Linked DNA regions of Homo sapiens: region 2 is linked to region 1. The links are chromatin loops, found by intact Hi-C in ENCODE. Cell type or tissue: B cell. All regions are shown on one strand. Each heading gives the region's core, and the rest is flanking DNA. Links, peaks and the distances in the headings are about the cores only.

What was found. Hi-C counts contacts between places; a loop is a spot of excess contacts. Peaks named below come from ENCODE experiments on the same cell type or tissue, not always from the same donor. Only the 100,000 strongest peaks of a DNase experiment are listed, where the experiment ranks them.
Region 2: a loop joins it to region 1, with 3 times the contacts of the local background. A loop is called at or near these places in 36 of 110 quality-filtered maps.

What each region holds. Positions count from the first base shown.
Region 1 is chr10:28,428,501-28,437,015 of GRCh38, forward strand. LINC02652 (long intergenic non-protein coding RNA 2652) reads right to left here. Exons shown (of 3, transcript NR_134496.1): 2 at 7,642-7,721; 3 at 4,508-4,607. It also overlaps the pseudogene RPSAP10. Among named protein-coding and RNA genes, the nearest start is that of LINC02652, 63 kb to the right of the region's middle. RefSeq lists an enhancer at 3,807-3,916. In B cell, for the core only: CTCF peaks have their summits at 3,838 (motif pointing right) and 4,044; a DNase peak (open chromatin) is centred at 3,871; H3K4me3 peaks cover 369 bases.
Region 2 is chr10:28,571,769-28,580,283 of GRCh38, forward strand. All of the region lies in intron 3 of WAC (WW domain containing adaptor with coiled-coil), which reads left to right. Among named protein-coding and RNA genes, the nearest start is that of WAC, 43 kb to the left of the region's middle. In B cell, for the core only: no CTCF peak of the experiment used is centred there; no DNase peak of the experiment used is centred there; H3K27ac peaks cover 576 bases.

The DNA.
Region 1 (8,515 bases), core at 1,336-6,335:
TATATGTATCTCATATATAGCATATATAGTGTATATATACATATATAAATATATATATGGAGAGAGAGTAATTTATTATAAGGAATTAGCAATGACCTAAGCTCTTTTTAAAAAATTTAATGGCTTAAATTCTAGTCCAAGCCCAAGGGCAAGAGACTACCAATGATCAAGCTTGAAGACAGTGAGGCAGAGATAGACAGTTCCTTCTTACTCAGCTTTTTATTCTATTCGGGCTTTTGACTGATTAGATAGGACAATCTGCTTTACTCAGTCTACTGTTTCAAACGTTAATCTCATCCAGAGAGACCCTCGCATACACTCCCAGAAATAATGCTTAACCAAATATCTGGGCACCCCAAGGCCCAGTCAAGTTGACACATAAAATTAACCATCACACCCAGGGGTATGAAAATGTGAAACTCTTCTGAGCTAGTGCTGGCTGGCTTTCACATTTCAAAAGGCAACAGAGCTTGAGAAACATTAAACTTGCATGTGAGGCAGGTTCTGCAGATCAGGAGGCTGCAGATGAATTTTTTTAAATATCTGCCAACTGTTATACAGGAAAGGGTTATGTACAAGAGTAGGCTTTCAATGCTGATGAGACTGGCTTGTTTTACAAGGACATTGGCAAACAAACCTATATAATGCCTAGGGTGGCATTTTGTTTGGCAAAAATTTTATGACCAGAGGCTCACAGGAACATAACCTAGTCTTTCCTCTTGGAGCAACAGTTCATTATTTGCCAATTCAGCATTAGAAGAAACTTTATAGGATGTAACTACCATGAATAATTTGAATAAACTGTATATGAATGGGGAAGCAAGGAGTGGAAGTGAGAGTAGCTCCTCCACTTTTATACCTAAGGACCCCTCAATATTTATGTTGTAGTCTTCATGATTTTGGGCTCTGATTGTTTAGGAGTCAAAGACATATGGAATGAATTTTTACACCAGAGGACACAATGACAGTCTCTAAAATATTTTTTAAATACTCTGTTGATTGCACTACTTATTTGTACTCTGTGTGTGCGTGCATGTGTGTGTGGGGGGGTGGTCATCAGTTTCCCTTGAACCCACAATGCCATCTGCACTGCTGGTCACCACCATTCCTTTTTAACCTTCTTCAAACTGTTACCAGTGGAGGGTGTCCAGGTTCTTGGCATTTTGAACAAACAATTGGGCAAAGCACACAAACAAAGCAAGGGAAGAATGAAGCAATGAAAGCAGAGATCTATTGAAAACGAAAGTACACTCCACAGGGTGGGAGCAGGCCAAGCATAGTGGCTCAAGAGCCTTGTTACAGAATTTTTTCTGGGGGTTTAAATACCCTCTAGAGGTTTCCCATTGGCCACTTGGTGTACCCCCCCATGCAAATGAAGTAGTAGCCTGCAATCAGTCTGATTGGCTGCTGCAACCAACAGAGGCTGAAGTGAAGTCACAAAGGTTACACCCTATGCAAACATCTGATTGGCTGTGAAAAGCAACCAATCAGAGGCTAAAGTAAACTTACAAAGTTACACTTCTATGCAAAGGAAGAGTTGGCCTACAATCAGTCTGATTGGTTGTAGAAAGCAACCAATCAGAGGCTCAGAGGCTGAAGTGAAGTTACAAAGTTACACTCCTATGCAAACGTCTTATTGGTTGAGGAAAGCAACCAATCAGAGGTACTTTCAATTTTCCATCTGCCAGGCAGAAAAAGGGGCAGGCGGTTGCAAACAAAGTAGCCTCCTGTCCTTTTGTTACTTGGGTGTGGAAAGGTGGGGTTTTCCTTTTGATTTAGTTCTAGGAAGTCAGCGTGAATCGGCCTTAGGTTCCCTGCCTCCAGACCCTATTCTCCCTGCCTCAAAACTACTTTTCATGCCCATTACTCTACCGAAAATGCTGTTGTCAACTTCACCAATGCTGTGTATATTGCCACGCCCAATGAATGTGTCTCTGACCTCAACTTTCTCTAATTCTCATCAGCTTTTGACTGAGTTGACCACTCTCCCCTTTTTGACACCCTCTTCTCTCCAATTCTGTGGCAACCTATTCCCATTCTACTTTTCCCCACCTTACCAGCATCTCCTGTGTTAAGTTCTCCTTCTCTACTCAATCAGCAAAATTTGATTCTCCTCAAAACTTGGTCCTGGGCCCTCTTTTTAATATCTTCTATACCTAAATATTCTCATCCACTCCAATATCTTTACATACAGTTTATGTCACAGCTTCTAAATTAATACGTCCAGCTCAAATCTTTTTCCCTTTCTCAAAAGTCACATATATAACTACGTACTTGACATTTCCACTCGGCTATCTCACAGCATCTCAAAGTCCATATGTCCAAAACAGAACTCCCAATTGTCACTGCCAAGCTTTGGTTTCATCTCCCATCCCACTCCTGGTTCTCCCCCATATTAAGAAATAGCAACACATTCATCCAGGACCTCATTTAGAAATCTAGAAGTTATTCTTGACTCTTACCTTTTGCATGTCTCTTGCCTCTAATTCAATCCTCCAGCAGATTCTACCTCAAAACACATTTCAGTTGTGTCTACTTCTCTGCATGTCCACTCTCCTGGGTGTCCACCATAAAGTCGGTGGGAATAGATGAGTATCACAGACAGGTTTAGACCTTTATAACCCAGAGGTGTTACCCTAGAGAAAACAGACAGCTTCTCTCTTCCAGCATTAACGTAAAATCCCAGCGAAGAAGCGGCCAGGTTTGGCTCATCTGCCAATTATTTTGACCAGAGGGATGTAAAGAATGCCAGACTAAGAAAAACACCACCACCTGCTCAGAATGGAGGCTGGTGACTGGGGCCCTCACCTCCCTGTGTGACGTCACCTCCCTGTGTGGGGTTTGCTGTCTTGCATGCACTTCACATGCAAACCAGAACTCTTGAAATAATGGGCTCTTCAATGAATCTTTATCATTATAATGCCTAGAAGCTTTGAGAATTTCCTAGAATAGATCTTATACAGAACTTGTAAATTAAAGAAAGCCTTTTGGCTGGGCGCAGTGGCTCATGCCTGTAATCCCTTGGGAGGCTGAGGAGGGCAGATCCCCTGAGGTCAGGAGTTCAAGACCAGCCTGGCCAACATGGCAAAACTCTATCTCTACTACAAATACAAAAATTAGCCAGGCATGGTGTTGCGTGCCTGTAATCCCAGCTACTCGGGAGGCTGAGGCATGAGAATTGCTTGATCATTTGAACCTGGGAGACAGAGGTTGCAGTGAGCCAAGAGCACACCACTGCACTCCAGCCTGGGCGACAGAGCAAGATTCCATCTCAAGTTAAAAAAAAAAAAAAAGCCTTTTAGGGCTCTGAAAACATTCGATTATATTTTGTTGGATTGAGGGGTCTGGTTATAAGTGGAAGGTGTCAACCCCTGTGTTCTTTTTCAGTCTCTTAGGATGCTTTCAGCTCTGAGTTCCCCAGATTGGCAAGGTTCCAGAATATATACAGCTATATGAATAGATGTAGATAGCTCATGTAGACAGAGATAGATATTGATATAGATTCACATGCATTCTATTCTTTAAATTTATGATTTAGGACCATTATACATACCAGAAAATGCATAGTTGAAGAACTAAACAGTAAGACATATATAAAAAGAAGTAAAGCCAGAGTTTTTTCCTATCTCCATACCCCATCTCCGAAAACCTATGGTAATTCAAATTAGTCTATTCCATTGAAACCCACATGTCTTCTCTTAACATTTTTATAGTTACGGAATTCAACTGGAATTTTGATTTCCCAGAACGAAAATAAGCAAGAAAAAATCTCCCAGGGTCAGAGAAAGCCATTCTTCCCATTCATGTTCTTCTCTTGAAACACCAGTAGAGGGCGAACAAGATGGCAGATAAAACCCCTGGAGCCGACAGGGCAGCCCAGAGAACTTCCTTAATTCCCACTGCCCAGCGGCCAAATGTGGATTCCGAACTCAGGAACATGAAAAAGCGGAAATATGGCCTTGAACACTAATTTGATTTAACCCTGGCGTTTCCAAGTTGTTTCTCTCCGATTTGGGTCTGTGATAGAGACTAAATCCTTTACAACCTGCCTGCTCATCTCCTAGAGACCAGTTTTGGAAAGATAGGTCTCAGAAAATGCACAAAGGGTGGGGCCTGGTGGCTCACACCTGCAATCTTAGCATTTTGGGAGGCTGAGGTGGGAGGATCCCTTGCACTGAGGAGTTCAAGACCAGCCTGGGCAACATACCTAGACCCAGTCTCTACAAAAAAAAAAAATACATATATATATATATATATAATCATATGTGTAATTATTACCCCAGGTGTGGTGGCATGTGCCTGTAATCCCAGCTACTGGGGGGCTGTGGTGGGAGGATCACTTGAGTCCAGGAGATTAAGGCTGCAGTGAGCCATGATCGCACCACTGCACTCCAGCCTGGATGACAGAGTGAGACTCTGTCTCAAAAAAAAGAAAAAAATCTATCTATACACACACACACACACACACACACACACATACACACATATATATATGCACAGAGGAGGGCAGAGGATAACAATCTATTTCTTATTTTAATGACAGGGTATCACACGCTTGCAGCAACCAGAACGTGACTTCTCCTGAGTACTGAAGTATTTCACAGCATCTGCAGAATTTAAAAGGAAGGAAATCAAGGAAAGGAAAATTTATTTTCATATACCCTTAGTTCAGAATAAAGACACATAGAAGCCTTATGGAGGAAAAGATAAGAATTTTATAAGCCTCGATGTTGAATAAAGAATTTTCTATTGCAATTTTAAAATACGTATGTATGGCCTCTGCCCAGTTAGGTAGCCTTGTGGGCCATTTGGGTAAAGCCCTCTTTATACTGTAATTCAATGTGTCAAAGATCAGTTGTTATTAGATGGGCAGACTTTTTTCAAAATGATAGAATCCAGTTTGGGCAAAAGTCTGGGAATATGAACCATTTTGTACACTCTTGGCTGGAGGGTAAATGGGTACAACTTTGGAAGGCAGTTAGGCAATGTCCATTCTAATTTTGTGTGAACATCCTACATGATCCCTCATTCTGACTTCTGTCCTGTAAAAACACTAGTAAAGTGTTCAAAAAGATGTGATAAAACCTTCATTGTAGCATTGTTTGTAATAAAGTTTAAAAAGAACTTAAAACTTCACTAAGGATAGACAGAATCGTTATGGCTTGTTACATGCCCTAGCACTATTCTAGAGGCTTTATCCGCATTAATTATTTCATCCCCACAACAAGCATTTTTTTCCTTTTCTTTTATTTGTATACTCTTTTTTTTTTTTTTTTTTTTTGAGACAGAGTCTTGCTCTGTCACCCAGACTGGAGTGCAGGGGTGTGATCTCAGCTCACCTGCAACCTTCGCCTCCCAGGTTCAAGCGATTCTCCTACCTCAGCCTCCCCAGTAGCTGGGACCACAGGCATGCACCACCATGCCTGGTGCACAAAAAATTTTTGTATTTTTTAGCAGAGACAGGGTTTCACCATGTTGGCCAGGCTGGTCTCAAACTCCTGACCTCAGGTGATCGGCCCACCTCAGCCTCCCAAAATGCTGGGATTTCAGGCATGAGCCACTACACCCGGCCTATTTGTATACATTTCAGGGGTACAAGTGTAGTTTTATTACATGGATATATTACACAGTGGTGAGGTCTGGGTTTTTAGTGCATCCATCACCTAAAGACTGTGGACTGGACCCAAGTAACTTCTCATCACCCACCCTCCTCCACCCTCCCACTTTTCCCAGTCCCCCGTGTTTACCATTGCACACTCTATGTCTATGTGTACACATGACTCATCTCCCACTTATAAGTGAGAACATGCGGTATTTGACTTTCTGAGTTGTTTCCCTTAAGATAATGGCCTCCAGTTCCATCCATGTTGCTGCAAAAAACATTTTATTCTTTTTTATGACTGAATAGTATTTCATTGTATATATACACCACATTTTCCTTATCGAGTCAGCCATTGGTGGATACTTAGGTTGATTCCATATCTTTGCTATTTTGAATAGTGCTGGGATAAACATACGAATGCAGGTATCTTTTTGCTATAATGATTTCTTTCCTTTGGGTAGATACCCAGTAGTGGGGTTGCTGGATCAAATGATAGTTCTATTTTTAGTTCTTTGAGAAATCTCCATACTGTTTTTCATAAAAGTTGTACTAATTTACATTCCCCCCAACAGTGTATAAGCATTCCTTTTTCTTTATATCCTCAACAACATCTGTTATCGTCTTACTTCTTAATACTAGCCAATCTGATTGGTATAAGATGATATCTCACTGTGATTTTAATTTGCATTTCTTTGAGGATTACTGATATTGAGCATTTTTCATATGCCACTACAAGCATTTTATCAGAACACATTTTATGCATAGAGAAATTAAGACGCAGAGAGGGGAAGTCATTTGTCCAAGTTCACACACAACCTAAGGGGCACAAGTTAGTATCCAACCCGAGTAGTGTCCATGCTTTTTTTTTTTTTTTTTTTTTTTTGAGACACAGTCTCGCTTTTGTCCCCCAGGCTGGAGTGCAATGGTGTGATCTCAGCTAACTGCAACCTCCACCTCCCAGGTTCAAGCAATTCTCCTGCCTCAGCCTCCAGATTAACTGGGATTACAGGCGCCTGCCACCACACTCGGCTAATTTTTTTTTTTTTTTTTTTTGTATTTTTAGTAGAGACGGGGTTTCACCATGTTGGCCAGGCTGGCCTCGAATTCCTGACTTCAGGTGATCCACCCGCCTCGGCCTCCCAAAGTGCTGGGATTACAGACGTGAGCCACCATGCCCGGCCTATAACTTTTTTTTTTTTTTGTAGTCCATGCTCTTAATTCCTAGGTTCTACTGTGCCTCTTACTGTACTGTTGGAAACATGAGGAAAATTTGTATTTACTATGTGAAAAGATGTCCATGGTATAATGTTAAGATTTAAAAAGCAGTTTAAAAAATATGTGTAAATAGGTCGGGCGTAGTGGCTCATGCCTGTAATCCCAGCACTTTGGGAGGCTGAGATGGGCAGATCACTTCAGGTCAGGAGTTGGAGACCAGCCTAGGCAACATAGTGAAACCCCATCTCTACTAAAAATAGAAAAATTAGCTGGGCATGGTGGCACGCGCCTGTAATCCCAGCTACTCTGGAGGCTAAGGCACAAGAATCGCTTGAACTCGGGAGGCAGAGGTTGCAGTGAGCTGAAATCATGTCACTGCACTTCAGCCAGGGTGACAGAGTGAGATTCCATCTCAATAAAAAGAAAAAAATGTAGAGAGATAGTATAATCTCATAAAAACTGTCTATGTGTCAATATATAACCTGTTACATTATTAGAAGTGGTTTCCAGCTGGGTGTGATGGCTCACGTCTATAATCCCAACACTTTGGGAGGCCAAGGCGGGTGGATCATTTGACGTCAGGAGCTCCAGACCAGCCTGCCCAACATGGTGAGACTCTGTCTTTACTAAAAATACAAAAATTAGCCAGGCGTGATGACAGGTGCCTGTAATCCCAGCTACTCGGGAGGCCAAGGCAGGAGAATCACTTGAATCCGGGAGATGGAAGTTGCAGATCCATCACTCCACTCCAGCCTGGGCAACAAGGTGAGACTCTTTAAAAATAAATAAATAAATAAGTGGTTTCCTCTTTCCATGCTACTCACAGAGGGGTCCATATGGCGTTTTCTGGATTCCCATCGCAACTTAAAGGGAAAATTTCTCAATGTCTGGAGCCCTTGATGTCCTGCAAATGAAGGAGGAGGATGTCCTTAAGTTATGCAGCAGAAATCCACTTAGGTAGCACCAACCTTGACTTCCAAATGGAACAGTACATCTACGAAAGGAAAAGTGATGGCATCTACATCCTAAATCTGAAAGGACCTGGGAGAAGCTTCTGCTGCAGCTCACGCCATTGTTGCCACTGAAAACCCTGCTGATGTCAGCGTCATAACCTCCAGGAATACTGGCCAGAGGACTGTGCTGAAGTTTGCTGCTGCCACTGGAGTCAGAGCAATTGCTGGCCACTTCACTCCTGGAAACTTTACTAACCAGATCCAGGGAGCCTTCCGGGAGCCACGGCTTCTTGTGGTTACTGTCCCCAGGGTTGACCAACAGCCTCTCACAGAGGCATCTTATGTTAACTTTCCCACCATTGCTCTGTGTCACACAGCTTCTCCTCTGCGCTGTGTGAACATTGCCATCCCATGCAACAACACGGAAGCTCGCTCAGTGGGTTTGATGCAGTTGCTGCCCCGGGAAGTTCTGCACATGTGTGGTACCATTTCCCACGAACACCCGTGGGAGGTCATGCCTGATCTCTACTTCTACAGGGATCCTGAAGAGACTGAAAAAGAAGAGCAGGCTGCTGCTGAAAAGCCTGTGACCAAGCAGGAATTTCAGGGTGAACAGACTGCTCCAGCTCCTGAGTTGACTGCTACTCAGCCTGAGGTTGCAGACTGGTCTGACGGCGTGCGGGTGCCCTCTGTGCCTATTCAGCTGTTCCCTACTGAAGACTGGAGCGCTCAGCCTGCCGTGGAA
Region 2 (8,515 bases), core at 1,351-6,350, 140 kb after region 1:
CACCTATGTGTATGCAGGTACCTGCCTCTGTTTCTTTTTGCCTTCTGTTCTTGTAACTCTAATCAGTCAGCTTGGAAAAGGGATAATACTCAGTTTTTTAGCTATATTACTTGCTCACCTTTTAGAATCTTATTATAATTTGATAAATTTTTATAAAACTTACTGTTTTACACTAACCTATATTTTTTCTCTCAGAGGAATGCTTTCCTCCCTTAGAATAACTACTTAATTTAAAAATAAAACAGGGAGCAATATAGGATGTAATTACACTGCATAAAAGCAGCTGTTGTCCAGGCACAGTGGCTCAGGCCTGTAATCCCAGCACTTTGGGAGGCCGAGGCGGGTGGATCACGAGGTTAGGAGTTCAAGACCAGCCTGGCCAAGATGGTGAAACCCCATCTCTACTAAAAGTACAAAAATTAGCCGGGCTTGGTGGCAGGTGCATGTAATCCCAGCTACTTGAGAGGCCGAGGCAGGAGAATTGCTTGAACCTGGGCAGCAGATTTTGCAGTGAGCCGAGATCGCACCACTGCACTCCAGCCTGGGCAACAGAGTGAGACTCTGTCTCCAAAAAAAAAAAAAAAAAGCCATTAAGGAGAGATGTGTGCTATGATGGGGGCTTGCTTTAAATTTGGTGGTCAAGAAAGGCTTTTCTGAGGATGTGACATTTAAGCTGAGAAATCAAACATGACCAAGAAATAGAGTGGGAGATAGAGGAGAGTAGATACAGAATGTATAAAGGATCTAAAAATCTTACTCTTGGCTGGGTGTGGTGGCTCACACCTGTAATCCCACACTTTGGGAGGTGGAGGTGGGCTGATCACTTGAGGTCAGAAGTTCCAGACCAGCCTGGGCAATATGGTGAAACCCCGTCTCTACTAAAAATACAAAAATTAGCCTGGCGTGGTAGTGGGCACCTGTAATCCCAGCTACTTGGGAGGCTGAGGCAGGAGAATTGCTTGAACCCGGGAGGCAGAGGTTGCGGTGAGCCAAGGTTGCACCATTGCACTCCAGCCTTGGCGATGAGAGCGAAACTCAGTCTCAGCAACAACAACAAAAACCTTACTCTTGAAATCTTAGCTAATTCCTTAGTGAAAAGTCAGATGGCAGGGGTCAAAAGAAGTTAGAAACATTCATAAGTATCTCATTTTAGACTTTGTTGTGATTATTTCAGCTGTGTACAGTGTCAGGCAATATCTTATTTGACAAGTGACCACAGGTGGGCCCCCACCTAGGTAGAGGCAAAATCTGAAGTGAAGCCCAGATTGCCTGATTGCTAGTCTCACTAAAGGAGTGGCTCTTAACATGGTTAGACCAGCCATCTCTTTTAAAAAATATTTTACATGGCTATTTTTTTTTCTATTTTTAAGATATTTGTTAGTATTATTGTAGAGACAGAATCTCTCCCTATATTTCCCTAGGCTGGTCTGGAATTCCTGATTATTTTTAAAAATCGAGATGAAATTCACATAACAATTGTCATCTCCCCCCCAAAATTACTGTATACCCATTAGCAGTCACTTTCATTTTTTCTTCTCAAAGCCCAACTCCCCAATTACTGATCTACTTTCTGTCTCTCTAGATTTTTGTTTTCTGGATATGTCATATAAACTGATTACACAGTATGTGGTCTTTTGTGACTGGCTTCTTTCACTTAGTGTTTGCAAAGCTCACCCATATTGTTTTACATATCAGTACTTAGGCTTTCGCTTCCTAGGTTAAAATTTTACTCCAGTAATTCTCAGAGCCTATAAGGTACATTTAAGCCATAAGAGAATGTCAGTACAGCTTATTCCAGATTCACAGTCGTGCACCACTTTCTATTCAAAGCATCCCATGGGATTAGGTGTTGAGAACTGAAGAATTAAGGACTGTGTCTAAGCTAGACAAATTAAAGTCACATGTATAGTAGATTGCTTTTTTTGGTGGGGGCGTAAGTTTTATTTATGTGTAATTCACATACCATACCATTCAGCCATTTGAAGTGTATAGTTCACTGATTTTTAATATATTCACAGTTAGTAGTCACCAATGTTCTAAATCAACTTTAGAATATTTATATCACTTACAAACCCTTTAACTGTCATCCCCCAACACCCCCCTCACCCTCAGCTCTAAGAAACTATTACTGCATTTTCTGTCTCGACAGGTTTGTCTATTCTTAATGTTTTGAATAAATGGGCTCATACCATATTTGATCTTTTGTGACTGGGGTATTTCACTTGGCATATTTTTGAGATTCATTTATGTTGTAGCATGTATTAGTACTCATTTCTTTTTGTTGCTAAATGATATTCTGTTGCATGATTATGCCACATTTTCTTGTCAATTGGTAAACATTTGGTTTTTATTTTTTGACTTTAAGAATAATGCATTATGTGTTTTTTTGTTTTGTTTTGTTTTTGTTTTTTTTAGACAGTCTTGCTCTGTGTACAGTGTCACGATCTCGGCTCACTACAACCTCCGCCTCCCAGGTTCCAGTGATTCTCCTGCCTCTGCCTCCCAAGTAGCTGGGATTACAGGCATGCGTCACCACACCTGGCTTATTTTTGTATTTTTAGTAGAGGCGGGGTTTCCCCATGTTGGCCAGGCTGGTCTCAAACTCCTGACCTCGGGCAGTCCGCCTGCCTTGGCTGCCCAAAGTGCTGAGCTTACAGGAGTGAGCCAGTGTGCACGGCCTGTTGCTGTTTTTGAGACAGTGTCTCATTCTGTTGCCCAGGCTGGACTGCAGTGGTGCAATCTCAGCTCACTGCAGCCTCTGCCTCCCGGGTTCTGGCGATTCTCCTGTGTCAGCCTCCTCAGTAGCTGGGACTACAGGCACACAGCACCGCACCCAGCTAATTTTTTGTATTTTTAGTAGAGGCGGGGTTTCACCATGTTGCCCAAGCTGGTCTCAAACTCCTGAGCTCAGGCAATCCGCTTGCCTCAGCCTCCCAAAGTGCTAGGATTACAGGTGTGAGCCACTGTGCCCAGCCAAGAATAATGCATTATGAATATTCATGTACAGTGTTTGGGCATATATTTTCATTTCTTCTGAATATGTACCTAGGCGTGGGATTGCTGGCTCATATAACTGATTGGTTGGTCGGTGGTTTTTTTCATCTCTTTTTCACTGCTTTATTCTTGTTTGCCAGTATAGTGCCAGTACATTTTAGGTACACAAGTAGATGTTTGAATGAATGAATGAATCAATGAATCAAAGAAAAAGTTACATTAATGGTACCTAGAGCTTATTATTTGGTAAATGTTGATGTTCTGTTTAACCCAGGATTATAGTACTTGTTTATTATTAGTATTTTGTATATATCTTCAACTAATAGAGGATATCCTGTTTTTAAGTTTTTGTTTGTGTAAGATTTAGTTGGGTACATTTGCAGATTTGTTACTTGGGTATATTGAGTGATGCTGAGGTTTGGGGTACGAATGATCCCATCACCCAGGTACTGAGCATAGTGCCCAACAGTTAGTTTTTCAACCCTTATCTCCTCCTTTCCTCCCCTTCTAGTAGTCCCCAGTTTCTGTTGTTGCCATCTTTACGTCCCCGAGTACCCAATGTTTTGTTTGTATATATGATGTGCTTTTGTTCTTTTTTATGGCTACAGATAACTATGCTTAACATTTTCAGGAACTACCAGACTGTTTGCCAAAGCAGATGCAGTATTTTACTTTCACATTAGCAGTTTGTATAAGAGGGTTCCAGTTTTTCTGCATCCTCACCAACACTTGTTTTTGCCTGTCTTTTTGACTATAGCTATTCTAGTGGGTGTGAAGTGTTATTTCCCTGCAGGTTTGATTTGCATTTCCCCAATGGCTAATGCCATTGTTCATCTTTGATATGCGCTTTGGCAATTTGTATGTCATCTTTGAGGAAATGTTTGTTCAGATTTTTTACTCATTTTTAATCAGATTATTTTTATTGAGCTGTGGAGTTCTTACTGGTAGAATTAGGTAAAAGTCTTACCAGATGTATGATTAGCAACATTCTATGTGTTGTCTTTTCACTTTCTGGTAGTGTCTTTTCAAACACAACTCAGTTTCATTCTTTTGCACGTGCCGCCTCCCATTTTAAAACTCTCCTGTCGCATAATGTTTCCATAAATGAAGTACTGTGTATGTGAAGGTGATCTCATAATGTATTTTTACTGTACCTTTTCTATGTTTAGATATGCTTAGATACACAAATACTAACATTGTATTATAGTTGCCTACAGTCTTCAGTACAGTTACAGGCTGTATAGATTTATAGCCTAGGAGCAATAGGTTATACCACATAGCCAAGGTGTGTAGTAGACTATACCATCTAGGTTTGCGTTAGTACACTCTTAGGATGTTTGCACAACAAAATTGCTCGACAACATATTGCTCAGAACGTATCCTTGTCTTTAAGCAGCACATGACTGTATGGTATAAAATCGCCATAGTAATATATACATAATAACATATACTGCCTGCAGATAGAAATAATGTTACGTGTAATTTTCACAAACTCTTTGTAGCACTGTGCTAAAAATATGTAGCCATATATATATATTTAAGATAAGATACGGCAGTACTGTTTTTTAAACAATGAAATTTGTTGAGTGTTTCATCTAGCGTTTATCTCTGCCACTTCAATGTTTGAACCTGTCAACAAAGGAATCTACTTAATGTCATTTGTTTGTGACAGATATAAGGCAGATGTATTATATATATAGCATTATTGTCAGTGGTGAGATTTTTCCAAGTAGTGAACATTTTGATAAAAGTTCCAAAAAATGACCTTATTATAAACTAAAGTTGTATTGGTTCATGTGTAAAAAAGAATTAAGTTTTATACAGTACAATTTGCATAGCAGCTGTATTCCTGGAAAATTTAGCATGCTGTGCTAAGCAGATTTTGGTTCTAGACTCAGTTAATTATAAGCAGCTTGTTTTCAGATGTTAGACAGTTCTTTGGGAGACATGTATAATGCCCAGTAGGCATCCCTGGCCCCCTTTCACTAAATATCAGCTCACCTTCATGGAGAGCAATGCTGTCCAGTGAGTCTCATATGCAGTTTTAAGTTTTTTAGTAGCCAACATCTGGAATTTCAATTATATTTATTATTTAACCAGATACAGCTAAAATACTTCATGTAATCAATATAAAAATATTAATGTGATATTTTGCATTTGTTTTTTTACCTAAGTCTTGGAATCTAGTATCTATTTTACACATACAGAAAATCCCAATTCCTACTAGCTGTGTTTCAAGTGCTTAGTAGCTATGTGTGGCCAGTGACTGTCATTGAATAGCACAAATGTAGAGGGAGTAACTGTACAACCAGCTGTCAAATTGTTGATACTTGTTGTGATCCATTTTTCCCTCCCGCAAGAGACAAAACCTGGTTAGCTATAAGTTTCGCTTTTCACCACCAGGTTTCTTGATATACAGTTGGTAAATTGCAGAATGATATTATTATAAACTAAAGTTGTATTGGTTCGTGTGTACAAATTTTTTTTAGTCAAGGATAATGCTCAGAAGTTACTTCCATTTCCATGTTCTTACCCCTAAATAGCTGCATTTTTATCCTAATGGTTTTTTTTGCATTATTATCTCTTGAAAGTAATTGATTTCCATGCTGAGCTGCTTGTCTGTGCTATTCAAGTTTTTATTAGTACTCTGATAATAAAGTTGCATAATTTTGAACGGCTTTGTTCTATTTTTCCCATAAGACTTTTTAATATGCAGTTTTGCAGAATTCAGTCTTTTCAAGGCGAACATTTATCATGTTATAGCAGAAAAACCGTATAGTACAGATATGTGGCTTTCTTGGTGAAACTCTTTTAAGTGCTGTGGCCGCTGGTTAGGAGTGATGAAAGGCCAAGGACACTGGAAGGTAGTACAGCATTCAGAGTAACAGAGGAAGAAGATCTTGGGAAGGTACTGACCTGTAGAGTATAATAATCTCTGTAAGTGAAGAGGGTATGATCATCAGTTTATTTTTAGCATATTGCCATCTTTTCAGGGGAGATTCGTTGAGTGTCCTCTACCATTTGACTTCGTAAACCTTTGTTTCCCAATGTGTGGCCTGGGTGCTAACTATACTAGAACCATCCTGGGAATGCCTATTAAAAATTCAGGTATTAAGCCAGGCATGGTGGCTCTTGCCTTCAGTCCCAGCACTTTGGGAGACCAAGGCAGGTGGATGGATCACTTGAGGACAAGAGTTCGAAAATAGCCTGGCCAACAAAGTGAACGTCTCTACTAAAAATACAAAAATTAGTGGGACATGGTAGCGTATATCTGTAGTGCCAGCTACTTGGGAGGCTGAGGCACAAGGATCTCTTGAGCCCGGGAGGCAGAGGTTGCAGTGAGTCAAGATCGTGCCACTGCATTCCAGCTTGGGTAACTGAGAGATCCTGTCTCAAAACAAAACAAAACAAAAAAATTTAAAAATTACTGTGAATTAGAATCTCTGAGAAAGACAACTTTGAGATCTACAATTTTTAATATACTAAAGATTCAGATCCACTACTGAGCTTTATTCAGTCCTATTTTTGCTTTTGTCTGAAAGCAATATGAGATGGTAGATGTCTTTGAATTATTTCATTTAGTATACAGATATACCTGTTCCTTCCTTAGTGTCTTAAAGAGAATAAAGACACTAAGACTTCTAAGTCTGTGGATCTGGTAATAAATTCTGGCGGTTGTCAGGGTCTGAATAAGGACATAAATGCCATAATATTTTGCTCCTGAGTAGACTGAAAACTGTTGTTCCACCTTTTTGAAAGCTGGTTGCCTTTCCCACTGCCATTTAATCATATAGAGTTGTATGTCCTCCCTCTGCTTTCCCTACTCCTAATATCCTGGTTCCCTTTTGTAAATGGAAGGGCATTGTAATTGCTTAATGTCCATTTCTCGCTGAGTCAGGTATGTTTTGATGAATTTTTTTTGGACCATTTTCTGATTATTTTCCTAGGCCCTCACTCTTTGAAACTATAGGTTGTGTCCTTCTCACCCTTAAATTTTAGCTTCTGAAGTTTCAGAAGATGCCAAATAGGGATTATTCTGTCAAAAATACTGAAGATTTTGTCAGGGAAAATGTCATTCTCTTGTACCGACCCTTGGACGGTGGTCTGAAACTAGCATCCAGTCATGTTGTTACATCTCCATTTTATAATTTGCCCTGGCTAAGCACTGGAAGGGAGAATTTTGCTCACCATTTAAGTTCTTAAAGTTGCAAGCTTAAGTATAGAGCCCCTATATCTGTCCTGCTCTTCTCCCTAAACCAAGTCATTCCCAATAGCATCCTTTTCTTAGACTCCTTTAAGACTTAACTTTATCAGTCCTAACTTTAATTTCTTGAGGTTGGTTTAAATGTACAACATTTAAAAACATTTTTATCCCACTTACTCACTGATACAGTATTTCTTGGGTAGATGAATTTTTTTTTTTTTTTGTCGTTAAATAGCGAGCTTTTCCTTGGTAATATACACAGTGCATAAAGGTACTTGACTGTATAAATGGCATTGCCTCCGTTGCTTTTTTGGATCATTGTGTGACCCAGTGTGTGACCCAATGAAGCAATGGAGACAATGCTGTTTATACAGTAAAAAGTACCCTTTATGCACTCTGTCTCTCACCAGCATGTATATATTATCTTCCTTTGTGTGCTTGAATACTCACTAGATTTGGGATTGAAATTCTGAGTTCAAGTTTTATGCGTGGATTCTGCTCTTACTGGATAGGTTCAGAAGTCTTACTATATTCTTTCTCTTAGCCTTAGATTCTGTATTATAATAAAAGAAATCTAAAACTTGTGAGGTCGCATATAAAAATTCATGTGATATTTTAAGATAGGAGATTTAAAAGGAATTTTGTGTTGTAGCACTTCTTTTCGGTATGGCTCTAGAAAATCATAACCACCATTACCCCAGCCTTGGGAAGGATGTGCACAATCAGTTTGTTCTTCTACTTGTGTATTACTTCAGTTTGGAAAGAGATACACGGAGAAAGTAAGAGGCTCAAATGAAATACCAAAGAAAGTATGTAAGGTAATATAAGCTGAAGCTTTTATTCTGAGACATTTAACTTTGTTTACCTTATTATTGTCATTTTATTCAGGGGCAAATCTGCACTACCTTCAGGTCCAAAGGGCATCTTTCTAGTTGGAATGTAAAGATGTACTGCCTGCCATGCTTTGTATAAAACCTCTTATGTGAATTTGAAATCTGTTTAAGAATGTTAGTTTATTCTTAGTCTTTCAGAAAAATATCTTTATCTTACTCCTCACCCATTTTAAGTTTTGTTTTTGATAAGCAGTCTAAGTAAATCTCCATAGAATGTGGAATCTGGTCCCTATCCAAAAAGCTCTTGTCTTTGAAAATAATTTCCCCATCAACAACTGATTCCGTTTTCTCTTTTAGAGAAGTCAGGCTGGTGTGCCTTGATGCTTATGACTTGATTATTATGCTGTGCCTTCTGAAAACACATACACTAGACCTAAAAGTTAGTTGGTAACTTCTGTCAGGCTGGTGGAAGGCATACCATTTC